Regions from separate parts of the Homo sapiens genome. Here region 2 is linked to region 1. A link is a loop called in an ENCODE intact Hi-C map of the cell type or tissue named here. Cell type or tissue: CD4-positive, alpha-beta T cell. All regions are shown on one strand. Links, peaks and the distances in the headings refer to the core of each region. The heading gives the core; the rest is flanking DNA. Region 1 has its middle 56 kb from the start of CCN6. Region 2 overlaps FYN (FYN proto-oncogene, Src family tyrosine kinase).

Region 1 (5,379 bases), core at 144-5,143:
TCAAGGCCCATCTCAAATATTCCCTGTTCCCTGAAGTCTTCTCTAATCCAAGTGAAAGTATTTTTCCCTCTTTTACATTCTCATAAACCCTAACTTTAGACTAATTATTTTCTGCCTTAAATTATAATTCCTGAACATGGTTTTCTTCTCAGCCTAGATTACAAACTCCCTGAGGGAAAAATAGGAAACTTTATACCACACCTTCCCTAGGTATTTAGCATTGTGTTTTGCAATAAATACATATTTCCTTAATTAATACATTCTGAAGGAAGAACCCGTAGGACTTGGTGTTTACTGGGGAAAAAAACATAAATAGAGGAATAAAAAGAACTTGAAAGTTTTGAAGTTTAGCTGAGCAGAAGGGAAATCATGACACTGGTAGGGATAGTGACTCCGATGGGTAAAGCAATTTGGGAGTTTAGGTGACAGTAAGGCATCTCAAAGGAAACGGCCACCAGGCAGCTAGAAATATGAGACTAGCAGGGAGCATAGATGTGAGACATACAGCTCTGAGAATCCATATGATCCCCAATGAATAAAGTGGAGAAAGAGAAAAGTATGTGTTAAGAACCTGAGCCTTGAAAAATAAGAGTATGGAAAACAAAGAAACCACAACATAAGAGCTAGAGAAAAGAACTAAGATTGTGAAGAGGACAGCATTTCCAGAAAGAGATGTCAACAATGTTAAATATAGACACTCACTGAACTGATGTTTACTGAGCACCTACTAGGTGCCTGGTTCTTTTGGATGTACTGGAAATAGAATGGCCAGGAAAGTCCTCACCATGGAGTTGACATTGAAGAAGAATGCTGGACACGACGGAGCAGGCCATGCAAATATCTGGAGAACATGTGTTCCAGGCAAGGGACAGCATGTTAGCTTCCTATGGTTTCCATGGCTGGATATAGTGTGAATCTCTGGCTTTTGATGGTCAACTCTAAGGGCGGCTCCTGCAGTGCTCTCTGTAACTTATTGGCTTTCACACATGGATGAGGGATTAGGTCTTTGTGATTTTCTATGCTCAGGGGCCCTATATGGGAACCACGTTGGTATTTACGGGTTTTTTTTTTTAATGGTGAGTTTATGGCTGGATCCTTGAGGACTACTTTGGACACTGTCTGATTCTTCTCTGCTTCTTCAGCACTGATTGTAGTAAACGGTGCTCAATATGTGTTCAACCATTGTGGACCATTTTTAAATGGACTATCAAAGGGAGACAAAACTGGACACTAAAGTGGAAAGGGCCTATTTTAAACATTAATAACAATTGCAATAGAGAAAAGAGTCCAGTGTGAACTGAACTCATCCTTGATTTGCAGATGTGGCTGGATATTTCAAAATGGGATTGAGGGAGTAGAGGCTCAGTAGAGTCAGAGAAGTGAAAAATTACAAAAAGTGAGAAGGAGGTGTTGATCCACGTGAAACCCACCTGGATTTGCTAATTGGCACTTATTGAAATTAGATTCCTACCCTACTACAGAGATTGGGTGACTGGGACCCTGTCTTTAGGTGTTGGCAGGAACAAACAGTAAATTCTTTTAGTAGCCTTGAGTTCTCTCAGGCAGGTGCTTTATGGGGGCTAGGGTCATCTGAGGGGTGCAGCTTTGAGTTTTTTGATACTTTGTTAGTGTTTGTTCAAGTGTTTATAGATCAAGGTCGAGCCCCAGTAGAGAAGAGGGCTCAGGGGAGTCTGCTAGTTTGGTCAAGAAGAGAATCTTTGTGGGGACAATGGTTGTTGCTAAAAGAAACTAGGACAAGTCTAATAGAAATTGTATAAAGGGTATTCACATGTAATATACTTCTTGCTTCTGATGTGTACATTTTCATAACTCTGAAAATGTCTCTGTAAGTTTGTGTATTGATAGGGCACGTGGATTAGGCCCTGAGAGTTAAGGCCCTTTAAGCAAATGCTTGGGTCCTTGATCTAATACTACTGGGAGGAGGAAGCACAGGTGAAATTGAGAAAGCCCCAAGCACCATTATGTGCTCATAGCTTAAAACACAACAGCAAAACATGGAGCATTTCTATGTTGAAGCTTGGTTAAAAGGCAACGGCAGGCCAAACCCAGTTATTACAGCAAATATGTACTGCAAATCTATCTGCCTTCAATTGGTTGAAGTTACAGGAAAATATATTCCCTCATTCCCTAACCCCCCAAACCCCTTGCAAAACACATCCCACAAATTCCCATCCCCAACAGCAAAGTCATGGGCCATGAACTGCGATGTTAGCCTTTCTCTAAAGAATCTGCTCCTGGCTCCTGACAGAGTTTGGAAGTCATCCTCTGGCCCCATTCTTCGCTGGGAATGAGCGCCATCAGCCTGTGCACACACTTGGCCTGCACATCACCCTGGAGACTCAGAACCTGGCTTCAGAAGAGTGGGAGGGGCAGAAGACGGAAGCAGAAAGCAGGGGCGAGGGCAAGAACCCCCTGGAGCTGATTGCTGCTCTGTGAACGCACCAAGGTCAGGGGAAGGAAATCTTCAATAGTCGACAGCCTCAGGTAGAAATGGAGAGCTGGCCACCTCTAGGGAGCGGCTGTCAGTGAAGAAGGGTGAGCGGGAACCCCTGACCTCCTCACAGCGCCCGGAGACATTGCTCTTCTCTCCTACTCTCCTGTCCGCTATTTCAACCACACACACACACACACACACACACCCTGCAGTAAAAGAGTTGATGCTTTCCTATGGGAACTCTCTGGTTGAAATCCTAAAGGCAAGTGAAAGGGCTTTTTAAAACCAATCCCAATGATCCGTTTGAGGGAAAAGAAATAAGGCAATGTTTGGAATAGCATCTCCAGCACTGATGGGAGTAAGTGGTACCAATGAAGTGAAATCCTCAGCTGTCAGTCCTGGGCTTCTCTACCAGGGGAAACAATGAGAAATGTTTTTTGTTACCTCGCCTTTGTTCGTTGGAAATTTGATCAGAATTCCCATGTCTGCTATTTTCCTTCTGTACGCTTAACCAAATGCAAAGTCTCAGGCTCACGCTAGAGGTCGCTGTTGATCACATCCGAACCTCACCTCCCAACGCAGGCAGGAGAGGCAGGCTCACCGCCGCACGTCTTCACTGCAGTGGGAACAGCCTGCAGGCTTTGGTGGCAGGAAGATCAGTTTGGCCACACCCGGTTCAGGTACAGCGCATCGGCCTGCGAGGACGTTGCTTTTTATTTCACAGACAAAAGTATAAAACGAGGATAAAGCAGATAATTAAAGGTGCTTCAAATTAATTTGAATTTTTTTAAGTACTGCATAATTTATGACGTTTCAACACTTCCCTTCCCCTCCCTGTCTGACCCCCCAACCATATCACTTCTTCCCCCACTTCCATTAAGCAGTTTGAGGAGTGTACAATATGAAGGACTTGAATAAAAGCCCAGGCTTAAATATGGACCATACCTGCAGTTAGCCGCTATCACTGACACCACTGGGCTTGTATCCTTCCCAGCTGGTTCTACGCCCAGAATATAAAACAGCTAAGAAATAAAATGACAAGACAACAGGGCCGATAACATTGTAAGCAATTACAGCCTCTCTTGATGCTGAGAATCCTAAAGACGCCACCCAAAAAGCAGTATTCTAATCGAAGGCCATTATTAATGAACCAGATCTCTGCTTGGCTGACTCCTATTCTTCCTCTCCTAATTATATTCATCTGCTCCTTCTTTGGTCCTAACTTTGGAAATTGCTTTCAGCACAGACCAATCCCAAAGGCGAGCTGGAAGCCAGAGCTGAAATAAAAGTCGGCGGTATTATCATTTTGAGGCAAGTCACGAAGTATTTATTGTTTGCTGCATTTCCACTTCTGCCCTTGACTCTAGACCCAAAGTAGAATTGCAGTGGTGATGCAGTGACATCATACACGCAGACACCGGTGCAAAGCAGTGTCTCATTCAACATTAAGATTGTGGCACTGACGGCAAGGCTTAGAAAAATTCCCAAAAGATAGGGTCCAGAGCACTGGTGTCAACTAAAAAAGGTTTATTGGTAAAGAGTGTGGCTTTGACAACCCCCGACATGGGAAGAGAGCAGAGGCTGCAACAGCCTAGCAGGGGCCAGGATGCAGCCACGACCGTGGCTTCTGTGAGGAGGCTTATTACATGAAAGCAGCCGAGAACTTATTACGAGAGGCAGCCTACACTTGGGTCCCAGGCGGAGGTGCTGTCACTGAGTAGGATGAGAGGAAAGGAACCTCTAACAGTGTTATAGCAGGAGGGACATGGCATAGGTGTAGTTTAGAGGGAAGGAATCTGACTGTACATATTTATTTATTTATTTATTTAGAAGGAGTCTCTCTCTCTTGCCCAGGGTGGAGGGCAGTGGTGCGATCTCAGCTCACTGCAACCTTTGCCTCCCAGGTGCAAACTTTGCCTCCCAGATTCAACCTGGGAGGTACAACCTCAGCCTCCCAAGTAGCTGGGATTACAGGCACCCACCACCGTGCCTGGCCTAACTTTTGTATTTTTAATAGAGGGGTGTTTCACCATGTTGCCCAGGCTGGTCTTGAATTGCCGACCTCAGGTGATCCACCTGCCCCAGCCTCCCAAAGTGCTGGGATTACCGGCGTGACCCACTGTGCCCAGCCCACCTTTTTAATATTGTGGTAAAATATACTGCTATGTTCTGAATGTTTGTGCTTCCCCCAGATTCATATGTTGAAACCTGATCCTCCAATGTGATGGCATTAATTTGGGGAGGTGACTCAGTCATGAGGGCAGAGCCTTCATGAATGGGATTAGTGCCCATATAAAAGAAGCCAGAGGGAGCTTGTTGTCCTTCTGCCATGTGAGGACACATAAAAGGCATTGTTTATGAGGAATAGGCCCTCATCAGACACCAGATCTGTAGGTGCCTTGATCCTGGACTTCCCAGCCCCTAGAACTGAGGCTGTTCTGAGAGCAATAAATTTCTATCATTTATAAAATGCCCATTCTAAGGTATTTTGTTATAGCAGCCCAAACTAAGACATATATATATATATATACACACACACATATATATATTATAAAATTTACTATTTTCATCATTTTTAAGTGTACAATTCAGTGGCATTAAGTAGATTCACAATGTTGTGCAACCATCACCACCACCCATCTTCAGAACTTTTTTATTATCCCAGACTGGAACTCTGTAGCCGTTAAGCACTAATTCCCCATTTTCCCCTCTTCTCACTTCTTGGCAACCACCAGTCTGCTTTCTGTCTCTGTGAGTTTGACTATTCTACGTACCTCATAAAAGCGGAGTCATACAATATTTGTCCTTCGGTGTCTGATTTATTTCACTTAGCATCATGTTTTCAAGGTTCATTCATGTTGTGGCATGTCAGAACTTCATTCCTTCTTAAGGCTGAGTGATAGCCCATTGTCTGTATATACTAC
Region 2 (5,379 bases), core at 106-5,105, 240 kb after region 1:
TGTGGCCCAGGGAAGACAAAAGGTTGGACACCCCTGCATGCAGACTTCCCCCACAAGAGACACAGCTTTGCAGGGCCATTTCAAAATACATCAGGGAAATATATGTTAGGGTAAAATACTTTGATTTCCTTTTAGGGCCTGTTATCTGTCATGTGATGTTATGCTAGTGTCAGGTTGGAGTTAGTATCATATTGCTATAAGAGTCTGTTCTGTCAGCCTTAGGGTCTCTGTTTTAATGTTCATGCCAGCCAGTTGTGCCTGAACTCCAAAGGGAGGAGGGTATAACAAGGCATATCTGACCCCCACCTTCCCTTCATGGCCTGAACTAGTTTTCCAGGTTTCTTTGGATCCCCATGGTCAAGAGGAGGGTCCACTTAGTCACTTGGGGGGCTTAGAATTTTATTATCGTTTACAATAAAATAGACATTACTTAGAGGTATAAGTAATGAGCATTAACTGGTGAGGTCTTAGGGAACTGAGAAAACCAGATGCAGAAGCAAAGCCTCTCCCAGGGTGGCCCCCAGCTGTGGCCAACAGCTCAGGAAGCTTCCTCACCGCTGCTGCTCGTGGAAAGCCAGAGCCAGATAAAATGAACAAGTTATTTTTTCCAGTTCAAGCCACTTAGATAGGATTCCATGATGATTTCTTTTTACCATTTACCCAAAGGAACATTTTGCATACACACAGCCTACGTGTTGAAGCTGTTCCTTCTCACGGAAGGGCATAACCAATTTCTTCACATAAAAAACATCGAGCCACCCACACTCCTCCATGATGTAATGCAGGTCCTGCTTTGACGGTGAGCTGACCAGGGATTGCTGAGCAGTCTCAGCATTGGGAATGATGATTGGATGCAGATAGCCTGTCCAGGGGATTCTCGAGAGCATTTTTTTTGCTAAAAGTACAAGGAGACCCTGGGCAAGCAGCTAGCAGCCCCCTTTCACAACCCTGCAGAGCGTCCTGGAGGTCCCAGCAGCCACTGTTCTTCCTCCTAAGCTTGCCTGCCATGGCAGCATCCACTCCACCCTTCAGTGCTTGAAGCCAAGTGGTTGTCGCCCCGGAAGGCTCTGCCCTTCTGGTTTTAGACTGCTGTGGAGGAGGGAGCCACTTGGAGATACAAAGCCCACCTCTCTAGAATCTTCCAGGGTCCCCACAAATTATAAAACTATGGTCACACCAGGAAACCAAGGCATTTTCAATAACAACCTTTCCTACTGATTTCCAGCTTCATCTTCCAGAATTCCAGTGCACTGCCATTCATACCATTCATTAACTGTTCTCCTTTCACTAGACCACGAGCAGGTATACAGCCACAAAGAGGAACCCATCTCATGAGTTAACTACTCCATCAGCTTCCTTCACCCTGAAATCTTTTGGCAGTACAGGCTAGAAGGAAGAACAGGCTTTGCAATCAGACCTGGGAATGAATCTCATCGGCATCATTACTGGCTGCAAGATTTTGGGAAAGTGGCTTAACTTCTTAGTCCAGCTCACAGGATTAATGTCAGGTTTGGACTCAGATAAAGAATGTGAAGGCTCCCTGCCTAGTCTCTGGCTTGTAACAAGTGCCACCAAGTGCTAGTGTCCTTTTTCTGTATTATGTATGTTGAGTTGTAGATATCTGCTGTCAGGCCCTGTCCCTGCCACTGGCTGGTGATGTGAACACATCTTGTGTCTTTGCATCTCTGCACCACAGTTTCATCATCTCACAATGAACTGCCTGCTCTCCAAGATGTGGAGTTTTTTAAATTATACAATTTGGTTGCACCTTAGGGGATCCCTCTGATTATGGAGGCACAGTAAGGTCCTGAGCATAGGTGGTCAGCAGTCCAGAAAGGGAGAAGGCCGAGGGCAGACTGGAGAATGGGACTGGTGAGATTCAGATAGGAAGAGCAGGGGAGAAATGGTCAAAGTGAGACTGGAATCAAAAGGTTGGCATTTCTAAAAACTATAATTGCACTTAAGAAGTTTTGCCAAAGGCGATTTAGTTACCCCACAGTGAGGAACATGGGTGCCTATGTCTCCAGTCACTTCCCCACAAGAAACCTAATTGCAGCCTGGGCTCCGTGCAACTCCCAGCTTGAGGGGAGGCCCATGGGCTTCTTTGTGTGAGGAGCGCGCTGCAGCATTCCTGCCCACACACGCCACTGCTGCCTTTCTCCTGAGAAGGAGTTCCGTTATTATTTCATGTGACCTCACAGCCAGGGGAGCTGGTTTGCCATTTTGCATAACACACATTAAATTTGTTTTTAGATGTGCTGTTGAGCCTTGCCTGTGGATCTTCTGTCCTCTTGTCGGTCCCTGCCTGCTGCAGCCATCCAGGCACTTAGGATGCCTATCTTTTTCTCTACAGCTGCGAGGAGCCCAGTAGTTGGGTTTCCTTAAATGCAAGCAGATGGAAGCGAGCAGGAGTGTGGAGGCAATTAGAGGATTTCCTCCTCCAAGCAGTGCGGGTTTGCTCTCTCTTTGGGTGTGTGGCTGTTCTTGCTCATTTTAATTTTCCATTTGGGTTTTGTCAGGCTGTCAGCTTTTTTTTCTGGCTGTATTATGCTGCTGGTTGCAGGAGCTTGCAAAATGGGGTGATTTGGTTGCTTATTGTTTGGAATCAAACTTTTCACAGTACGGTATGGGTGACGCATATCGTGATGATGATGACACTTCATATTTGTAAAATATTCTGCAACGTAAAGAATGTTTTCACATACGTCACTGTCTCATTTGGTCTGGACAGAGGCCCAGAAAAAAAAAAAAATGAAGGCTGTACTCAGTCTGCTAGAGTCAAAGTTTTGCCTTATCTTTTTACGCCATCTCTAGTCAAACCACAGCGGAGAGAATAATCGAATGAAAACTGAAGCTTTCTGCTTTATTCCTTTTCTCCTTCTCCTTTCAGTCAGGTAAATATTTTTCACTTTCTGAACACAGTGTTAGATTCTCTGGTGACAATTAAATAATCGTAGCAGATAATCGTTGCCGTCGGGGAGCTTTCAATGTAGGTGGGGAGACAAGACATACAACAGTGAGTTTACATAACAGTGCCTGGCACACAGAAGGCACTAAGGAACTAGGTGCTGAATGAGTGGGTGAGTAAATGAATGTGGAACATAGCCCACCAAAGTCCTGAAGGGCAAGAACCCCTAGGGGGGGAACCAAAAGATCCACAGTCCTTGATGAGAATGGGCACCGAGTGCCTGGGTGCCTGGGAGTGAGCAGGCGAGAGGACCCAGCACCGTTGTGGACAGCCTCCGTTCGGTTAGCACCACTGCACGAGGGCTGGAGTAGAGAGGAAGCCATTTGTTTATGAGCTGAGAAGAGTGAGCAGGAAAAATGCCATTCTTTGCTCTTAAGGATGAGACAAGCATAAAAAGAGAGGCAGACAGGCAGACCAGAAGGAAGAGATTGCTGACAAAATCATTGTCAGGAAAAGTGCCAGTGAAATCACTCCACCTTAAAAGATCTATGTTCTGGTTTTGAGAACCTACTATATTGTAGACCTGTGCCAGAAGCCAGAAGAAGGCAATGGGAAGAATCAAAGAGATTCTTGGCCCCAACCCTTACCAGACCCTGCCATGCACAGGAAACAGTTAAACAATGTGACTGTCTCACCTGCAAATGATCAAGTGTTGGGTATAAGCCAAGGAGCTGAGAGAGGGGGAGACCAGCGCAGGTCTGAGGAGCTGAGAAGGGAGGCTTACGTGAAGGGTAAGACTCGCATGGGCCTGGCCGGTGGACAAGATGTGGGAACTGCATGGACAGTTATGTGGAGGTGCATTCCATCCTGGCTGGAGAGTGTGTGAGGGGCAGTGGGAGATTGGTGGAAAAGATATAGGCCACTGGTGTGGAAGGCTGGGAAGCCACGCTTCAGATCGGAGAAAGTTGCTAATCAGAGAAGCGGCGTTCTGGAGGTGGTAAGTGGAGCTTTGTTCATGCCCAGAATTTTCATTCCTGTCCTGCCGTCCTAAATGCTGGGCTGCAGTCTGCACTGTCCCCCGCTGATGGTATGAGAGTAAGCCAAAGGAAGGAAACATCTTGTTGGGATGGCACTGAGCCATTTCAGTGTCTCCTGGGGGCACTGAGCCATGCCCCAGGGCAAATGCCCAGTGGAGAACAGGAGTTCAGGAGAAAAGGTCGTCCTCCAGTCTAACAATCAGCAGGACACTTGGCTTTTGTTGGGTATTTTCACTGCCATGAAACTATACTTGGTTTGTGAATGTTTTGGTGACCACCAAAAATGTATATGATGTGAATTCTAGGCATTTTCATTATGGTGGATTTTTTTAAATAACGTCCACATTAATATACACCCCTAGTGTAAAGTACTTAAAGATACAGAACAAAACAAAAGTCACCTATTAACCCATCACACAGAGATAGTCACGCACATCATTAGTATTTTGTTGAATGTCCTTTCCCGGTGCAAATTTAGGAATGTTTAAAACATGGTTTCAAATTGGACTTAATGTTTTATATCCTACTTTGTTTTAACTTAGCAGTGCACCGTGAATATTTTTTAGTCACTAAATTTATGTTGCAATATGATTTTAGTGCTATATACTATTCCATTATAGGTATGTACTATATTTAATCAAACAGAAAATCAGTCTACTATCTTTGCTTATTTTGATGTTTCCAGTGAGTTAGGCTTTTAACATATTTTTAAAAACAACATCAGAATCTAGTGTTTTCAGATAACCATGTTTTTATTGAGTGAGTTGTCCAGCAAGATCCACGTGAATATAGAACATTCTCTACCCTTTTATCTCATTTTTTTTGTCACTTCATTAAAAATGGTAATAAGTCAACCCCTCTGTGGAAAAAAGAAATCGTATGTGCCATAGTTTCCTTCTCTAAGACTGTTAAAAACATGAGCTGACCAGGCCCCCATGCCGATGGACATACCTGGATATACAGTAAGAGTACAGGGAACGCAATTGGATCAAGAAGTTCTTAGAATTTAAATGACATCCTGTGTTTTGTTGTAGTGAAATTTCAACAGAAGTAACTCTCCCTATTATCTTCATGTAAATGAAGAACCAAGCATTCAAGAGCTTTCTTAAGAGCTTTGCCTACCTCTTGACCAATGTCTCCCTTCATAGCATCCATCTCCTTCCTGATGTGGGATGCCATTTTGGAGGGCCACTTCCTGCTGACTTTATTGTAAGCTGTGTAGAAGAGAAGGTATCAGCCATATTTTTCCTTTTAGGCAGAGTTTGATTTGCAGAGGCCTGGACTTCCTGCTTATGTGTCTTTCCAGTGAATAAGTGTGATTCACCACAGTTCAAAGTAACCCCATCTACAACGCCTCATTTTTTTAAGTGAAATTTTTCCATGGGAATAGAATAGAGAGGAATCCTGTAGGTCTTCCATGAAATTATACTCCCT

What was found. Peaks named below come from ENCODE experiments on the same cell type or tissue, not always from the same donor. Only the 100,000 strongest peaks of a DNase experiment are listed, where the experiment ranks them.
Region 2: it touches region 1 in a loop (3-fold over the local background); 11 of 110 quality-filtered maps call a loop at or near these places.

What each region holds. Positions count from the first base shown.
Region 1 is chr6:111,994,942-112,000,320 of GRCh38, reverse strand. No RefSeq gene overlaps it. Among named protein-coding and RNA genes, the nearest start is that of CCN6, 56 kb to the left of the region's middle. In CD4-positive, alpha-beta T cell, for the core only: CTCF peaks have their summits at 2,783 and 2,986; DNase peaks (open chromatin) are centred at 3,040 and 3,849; H3K4me3 peaks cover 374 bases.
Region 2 is chr6:111,757,360-111,762,738 of GRCh38, reverse strand. All of the region lies in intron 3 of FYN (FYN proto-oncogene, Src family tyrosine kinase), which reads left to right. Among named protein-coding and RNA genes, the nearest start is that of FYN, 110 kb to the left of the region's middle. In CD4-positive, alpha-beta T cell, for the core only: no CTCF peak of the experiment used is centred there; DNase peaks (open chromatin) are centred at 648, 1,643, 2,708 and 3,618; H3K4me3 peaks cover 3,130 bases; H3K27ac peaks cover 5,000 bases.